Linked DNA regions of Homo sapiens: region 2 is linked to region 1. Evidence: read pairs that join two places in POLR2A ChIA-PET (ENCODE). Cell type or tissue: Caco-2. All regions are shown on one strand.

Region 1 (4,000 bases):
TGTGAAGGAAGATGATATCTAGCACTTAATTGATATCCTGTTATTCTTAAAAGTCATATGATAAATAGGAATAAAGCTAGCTAATAATTCACCTTTCTATTCCTCTCAGTTGACTACCTAACAGCTAAATACTCTAGCTATTCCCACTGTACAGTCTCATTTACTGTTGCTCCTAGCAACCAATTTATATTTAATCCTGTACAAGATCACTTATAGAGGGGAAAAATTAATGGTGATATCTGAATCACAAAGTAGAAAGGCAAAAAGCCTAAGATTAAACGTGTGTGATTGCTACATATAGAACTCAGTGACTAGTTGGGAGTAAAATTAGTATAGCTTTGCTATTGAGTTGAGCCAATGCTTTAATCCATGCAGGATTTTTATTATCTTTAGAATGCTCCTTGATTCAGCAGGATAGACATCACCTGGGAGCATGTTAGAAATGCAAATTTTCAAGCCCCACCCCAGACCTACTAAAATATGCACTTTGACAAGATCACCCCAGGTGATTTAGATGCACATCCAATTTTGAGAATCTTCTCAACTCTTCATGTCATTTTAAGTGTCTTACTGAGGGAGTCTTTCACCATTACCTTGAGAGACATAAAGAAAAAATGCTTGAAGTCGTTTCCCCATCACTACACAACCCACTTTGTTCCTAACTTCTAAATCCCCCAAGTACAATATGATTCCCCCACAATTTAGTCATCACAATGTGATTATTCTTTGTTTTGACATTTTCTTTGTATAACAGAAATAACAGACATTAAAGATATGACTAACCTCGGGACTAAAAATCAATATTTGCTCCTTTCCTTCTATTTTAAAATCTCTACAAGGGCACTGGATGATTTATTACAGCTTAATTCAATAAACACTTTGGGGCACCTACTCTTGGCCAGGCATTGCTCTGGGGGCTGGAGATTCTGCCCTGCAAAATTCACACTGTATTATGGTAAGCAGCCATATCAACAAAACATCAAAAGTCTCCCTGATTAATTTGCTTCACAAAAAGTAGAAGTAAAGTCTGAGCTGCAATTCTAAGAAAAATTAAGAGTTTGAGTCAGATTGAGAGGGTATTTCAGGCAGAGAAGACAGCATATACATGTGTACGGAAGCAAGGAACAGCTGGGGGTGTTTAGGGAGCTTCAGATGTTATTGGGGTGGGTGAAAGTTTTGGCTCAAGAGATACGCAAGTCTATGAAGATCAAGCTGATTAAGAATCCTTAATATCATTTAGGCATTCCTGTGAAAATTTTTAATTTCTTTAAGGTAGGAAAACTGTAGCCCAGAATTAAATTTTAAGCTCTTTAAAAATATTCAGAAGTCTTCTATTCTTAATTTTCAGAAACATCCATGTAGTTTTAGCACTGAGAACTTGAAACAGTAGCTTCTTTTTAACCACCTAGAACTCTTTATGATTAAAATGTTCCACATAGATCTCATAATTTTTAAACGTTTTGTCTATAAAAATATAGAATATATTTAAACATACCCTTTATGACCATGCAATACATATTTGCATTGTTGGCCTAAGAATTTTGGAGATATATTAAATAAAGACTGCTCTTGAAGACCTCCACGTTGGAAACCATGGATACCATCTAGTGAAAACCTCATTCAGGTATAGAATGTTCCCCACAGCTCTCTAAACAGTGCGGGGGAGAAAAAATATATATATATTTTCCTTTCACTCATCTTTGTTTCATTGGCTAGGGCCCTGCAAATTAGATTGACAAAAGACAATGTGTTAGTCTGCACCGCTATCAAGGAAATACCTGAGGCTGGGTAACTGATAAAGGAAAGAGGTTTCTTTGGATCACAGTTCTGCAGGCTGTGCAAGCAGAGCTGTGGTTTCTGGTGAGGCCCAGAAGGATTTTACTCATGGCAGAAGGTGAAGTGGGAGCAGGTGTGTCACAGGGCAATAGAGGGAGCAAGAGAGATGTCAGGCTCTTTTTAACAACCAGCTCTCACATGAACTGACAGAGTGAGAGCTCAACTCATTACCTCAGGGAGGGCACAAGCCCATGCATGAAGGATTTGCCCACGTGACACAAACACCTCCCACCAGGCCCCACCCCCAACCTTAGGGATCACATTTCAACCTGAGATTTAGAAGGAACACACATCCAAACATATCAGACAGATTAGCAAGAGAAAAACAAACAGAAGTTTATTATTAATAACAAGTGCATTGCACTTACACATGAAAACACTCAGAGATAAGAAACTAGAAGTGGTGGTTAGAACTGGTGGTTATATATCACCTTAACAAAAGAAAATAAATATTTAGAGAAGTGACAACACAAAGGAAGAAAACTGAGTTTTTAGAGCAACAAATAATAGGAAGGTAAGTACATGGAAGAATGAATAGAAAATAAAGCTAGTTAGTCAAGTTTGTTCTGTAGATTCCTCTGGTGCCATCTCTGGGCTGATGAGGTTGTACAATTGTCCCCAGTGACTAACTTCTTTCTTTCTTGGTAGAGAAGCAACACATTTACAAATTTATTTCCTGATTTTAGGCAAGTAGGGGCAGGGCAGAGAGTTTTTCTTATATCTATTTATTGTAAATTGCCTTCATCTCACAATAATCCATATACCAGAGTGGCATATTTGGGGTGGCATATTCTGATCGCCTTTATTGATGCCAGTAGCAGTACTTATAAGGTTGCTAGAACTTAAGTATGTCTAGGGTAAGGCAGTCAGGAACACAGAATGCCACCTAAGAGAAATAATCCATTTCTAGTCCATTCTGTATCTTTACTTAGCACAGTGCTTAACATCGTAACCATTTAGTGCACTCAGAGTGAGTAATTTGAATAATAAATACGCTTAACGCCTCAATCGATATCACTGTTTACATCTTCTTTTTGGCATTGTTTGCTAAGTTTTTTTCCTTTTAAAATATTTGTGTCAATTTCTTGTTTCCTTATAAGAAAAGGGGAGGATGAAGTGTTTGCATCCAATGTGTGATTAATAGTAAATCTTGGAGGAGATGTCATTAACCAATGTGTGGCTAGTAAATCTACTATTACCAACAGCCCTACATCCCAGGATAAGATGGAGGCTGGGATGAAAAGAGACTAGCCTTGGGTCTGGAAGAGAAACAAAACAAAGCATGCCCTGGGAGCTCCCTAATGCAAGTGAGTGAGTGAGTCTGAGACACATCCAGGATCCCCCAGGTACCAAACAGCACAATGCTGGGAGGAGACGTGGGCTCTGCTGCAGGCTGAAATCATGGACTCCAGCTTTATAATCCTCAGAGGAACTGCTCGGAATTTGAGAAGAGTTTTAGGACAACTAAATGGAAATATCCTTTACATCGTAGAAGTGATTTTTTTAAATAGTATTAGTTTCACAAGGAAGCACCTGATAAGAATATAAATAGACACAAGGTTCAACCGCAATGAGTAGTTCTTATACATCTGCATTGTTCCTCACAACCAAAATGCTTTCACATTCTTCGTCTTACTTGGATTCTAAGACCCACAGACTATCTAGAAGATGAGTATGTTTATCTTCATTTTCATAGATGAGAAAACTTAGGCTCAGAAAGGATAAATAACTTACCCAAGGTCACCTAACTTTTAAGTGGCAGAGTCAGATGAAAATCTGAGTTATGATCCTTAATGAATTAAGAATGTTGAATAAAGGGGGCAGGGAGGAATCCTGGTCACAGAGATGTGATGAGAAAGGGGAGATTCTCCTCCTACTTTTTACCCTTTTATGATTATTCTAGAGGAAGATGATGACCATCAAGCTTCAAGCTGGCTCAGTGCAGACCACTAGGTCCTGGGAGATGTTGAGGTGCATCACTGAAAAAAGCTCCAGATCAGCTGAACAATGAGAACACTTGGAGACAAGGAGGGAAACAACACACACAGGGGCCTGTCGAGGGGGCAGGAGGAGGGAAAGCATCAGGATAAATAGCTAATGCATGCAGGGCTTAATACCTAGGTGATGGGTTGATAGGTGCAGCAAACCACCATAGCACACGTAT
Region 2 (4,000 bases), 330 kb before region 1:
TGACATCATTATGTTTTGTTTGTGTGCAACATGCATGAACTAAGAGGCATCCTCCTCAAGAGAAACTACTGAAAATAGAAAATTAATTTTATACTGAATAATGGGGGAGAATATGGCTTCCTTAAGAAAACAAAAACAAAAATCAAACTTCCTTTGTTGTAAAACTACCTATCCCATATTCCAAATTATACAAATTTAGCACTTGATTTTCTCTGGGTCCAAGCCAGCCATACATGATAGGGTAGGCTCTCAGTATCAGATGACTACAGCCTCACGTCACAGTATAAAGCAAGAAAAGGTTCTGTGTCAGGAAAAATAAAGATATACGTTATTTTGTTTCACTGTGTTTAAAATCTGGTATCAGATGCCATATAATGAGCTAGGCAATAGCAGGTTCCTTTTGTAATAACCTGGCAAGACATATTGAATTCTCTTCTGTATTCCAAAATGAGACATGCACGGAAAGAATTGTTCAGCTCCTTTGCGCTGTGGAGTCATTTACCTGTTCAGGATGGCTTCCCGGAGGATTGTAAAGAATGGCAGGCAGGCACTTTTCCCTTGGTGGAAAAATTGCTCATGTAGAGTTTAACTTGTCTCTGTAGCTTCCAACATACTTCTGAAGTGTGCTACTTAGAGGAGAAAAAAAAAGGTGTTTTCAACCCAGAGGTATTAAAAAAAAAAGAAAGGAAAAATGATGTGTGTTTCATCCCATCTAATCCCTCCTATTTCAAAGCAGCAGTGTTTAAAGAGAAGAGCCCTAGCTGCATACTAGTCAGTGTCTTGCCTGGCGGAGTGCAAAGCGGTACCATGAAGAAGTTCTGTCATTTTCCTGCTGTCTAACCTTGGGTAACTTACTTAACTTCTCTGTTGTCTCCATTTCTTCATCTGTAAAAAGGGGGATAATAAGATCTTTATTTCTTAGGAACAAAAGAGTTGACACCTATATAGTCCTTGAACAGTGCCTCTCTCATAGTAAGTGCTCCGTGTGTTAAATACTGTTCCTGAGGCCAAAACGGTGGTTTGGCAGCCTTGGACAAAATGTGTTTTTTCTGTTTCTTTTGCATGTCATTCGTGATGTGACAAAACAGCTATCTACTTCAAACTCTTCTTTTCAGTCAAACCCACAGCCATTGTTTCCCAATTCATAGCAACTTCTTTACTCACATCTTCCAAGATGACAAGGTTCCTATTAAAAGTATGAGTATCCATCCGGGTGCAGTGGCTCATGCCTGTAATCCCAGCCCTTTAGGAGGCCAAGGCAGGCAGATCACGAGGTCAGGAGTTTGAGACCAGCCTGACCAACATGGTGAAACCCGGTCCTTACTAAAAATACAAAAAATTAGTCGGGTGTGGTGGCACGCACCTGTAATTCCCACTACTCAGGAAGCTCAGGCAGGAGGGATCACTTGAATCCAGGTGGCAGAGGTTGCAGTGAGCTGAGATTGTGACATTGCACTCCAGCCTGGGTGACAGAGTGAGACTCCATCTCAAAAAAAAAAAAAAAGTATGAGTATCCAACATCTATGAAACACTTATCAACCACTTTGGAAATCTGCTGAAACAACTTCAGTGAGTCTTCTCTGCCCACTGAATGAAGTGTCAACTCCTTGGGCTTAGATTCAAGTATTTACAGCTCTGATAAAGCGGTCCTCAGCTTTTCCATCCAAATTCTCCTTCTGCTTCCATCCTCAACCTTGACCTACAGCCAATGCAGCCTGCTTATTATTCTGCACACCTAGGCTGTGTATGTGACCTATGTTTCTCTCTTTCTTTTCTTTCTTTTCTTTTTCTTTCTTTCTTTTTCTTTCTTTCTTTCCTTTCTCTCTTTCTCTCTCTCTCTTTCTCTCTCTCTTTTCTTTTCTTTCTTTCTTTCTTTCGTTCGTTCGTTCTTTCTTTTCTCTTTTTTAAGACACAGTGTAATGGTTAATATTGAGTGTCAACTTGATTGGATTGAAGGATGCAAAGTATTATTCCTGGATTTGTCTGTGAGGGTGTTGCCAAAGGAGATTAACATTTGAGTCAGTGGACTGGGAGAGGCAGACCCACCCTCAATCTCGGTGGACACCATCTAATTAGCTGCCAGCCCGGCTAGGATAAAAGCAGACAGAAGAATGTGGAAGGAATAGACTGGCTGAGTCTTCTGGCCTCCATCTTTCTCCTGTGCTGGATGCTTCCTGTCCTTGAATATCAGACTCCAAGTTCTTCAGCTTTTGGACTCTCGGACCTACACAAGTGGTTTGCCAGCAGCTCTTGGGCCTTTGGCCACAGACTGAAGGCTGCACTGTCAGTTTCCCTACTTTTGAGGTTTTTGGACTTGGGTTGGCTTTCTTGCTCCTCAGCTTGCACATGGTCTATTGTGGGACTTCACCTTGTGATCTTGTGAGTCAATACTCCTTAATAAACTCCCTTTCATATATACATCTATCCTATTAGTCCTGTCCCTCTAGAGAACCCTGACTAATACAGACAGGGTCTCACTCTTCTGCCCAAGCTGAAGTGCAGTGTTGCAGTCGTAGCTCACTGCAACCTCAAATGCCTGGACTCAAGTGATCTTCCCATCTCAGCTTTTCAAGTAGCTGGGACTACAGGTGCATGCCACCACGTCGGGTTAATTTTTCTATTTTTTGTAAAGATGGGGTCTCACTCTGTTGCCAAGGCTGCCGTCCTCCCACTCAGCTTCCCAAAGTGCTGGAATTATAGGCGTGAGCTGCCACACACCTACTTCTGTTTTTTGTACCTGAAAGGGCTATTCTCTACGCTTACATCGGTTCAATTCTTGCCTTTTCTTTAAGGCTAAACTTACGTTGTTATTTCCTATGAGAGCTTGTTCTCGATTCACCCAGGCAGAAAGAATCACTTCCCCCTCCGGATTTTGATATCATTTTCTCACGCCTTCCAAATGGAAGATTTTACTCTGAGGCTCACTTACTTGTGTATCCATACAACTTCCGTCAATAAGTCATATGCCTCCTGAGAACTGAAGCTAAAAAAAATGACACTCTCCTTGCCCACAGCAGGCACTTGAAAAATATTTCATGAATCAATGAATCTACCTACCTACCACACAGAAACAGGGGTTTGACAAAAGGTTCCCTTTCCTAATACAATTAGTATAGACATCTCATAATATTCCTTCAGTGAATACTTATTGAGAATCAAACATCATCAAGGTTTGAGATTAAAGTCTGTGATCTTAAAGACTGGGAGACATTTGAAACCTCTTCTTGAAGGCTATATTTAAATAAATAAATAATCGTTTAATAAGCTGTAGCCTTGGACTATATATATAGATAACTGCCTGAGGGACATTCAGGCTGGCTTCACAGGAGAGGTAGGATTTAGACTGAATCCTAGAAGTTTTCCAGATGAAGTCATTGAGAATGGCAACCATGGCTCCATTGAGAATGGAGCAAAATCAATATTCAAGACAGTGAGTTATGAAAGGAGCAGGTAAATCATGATTAGAAGAGTAATTGGCATTTATTAGGCACTTATTTTGTGTCAAGTGCTAAGCTAGTTTCCTTCAATGTCATCATAAACCTAGAAATTAGGTGCAAATATTATTCCCATTTCACCAAGAAGAAACTGTAGTGTATTAGCCAGAGTTCTCCAGAGAAACAAAACAAATAAGAAAGAAGGTAAGAGGGGGTGGAGGGAGAGTTGCACTCAAGTTTGAAGAAAGAATTCGCTCTTCTTTGAGAAGGGCAATCCTTTCTCTTAAGGTCTTCAATTGATGAAATGAAGCTCATCTATATTATAGAGATAATCTGCTTTACTCAAACTCCATCATTTGGAATATTAATCCCACCTCAAAATCACCTTCACAGGAACATCCAGAACAGTGTTTGACTAGATATCTGGGTGCCATGGCCTAGCCAAGCAGATAAAATTAACCATCACATGTGGCCTGTAGAGATCAAGTCATCCTGTCATGAACACCAAGGGAAAATTCATACAGCAAATATGAGGCTGAGCTGGGATTTAAACTTCTACTTGATGT

What was found. ChIA-PET counts read pairs that join two places held together with the same protein. Peaks named below come from ENCODE experiments on the same cell type or tissue, not always from the same donor. Only the 100,000 strongest peaks of a DNase experiment are listed, where the experiment ranks them.
Region 2: POLR2A ChIA-PET joins it to region 1 with 5 read pairs; 2 of 35 experiments call an interaction of 5 or more read pairs at or near these places.

What each region holds. Positions count from the first base shown.
Region 1 is chr14:87,520,772-87,524,771 of GRCh38, forward strand. All of the region lies in intron 3 of LINC02296 (long intergenic non-protein coding RNA 2296), which reads right to left. Among named protein-coding and RNA genes, the nearest start is that of LINC02296, 91 kb to the right of the region's middle. In Caco-2, no CTCF peak of the experiment used is centred here; a DNase peak (open chromatin) is centred at 2,000.
Region 2 is chr14:87,187,473-87,191,472 of GRCh38, forward strand. No RefSeq gene overlaps it. Among named protein-coding and RNA genes, the nearest start is that of LINC01148, 280 kb to the left of the region's middle. In Caco-2, no CTCF peak of the experiment used is centred here; no DNase peak of the experiment used is centred here.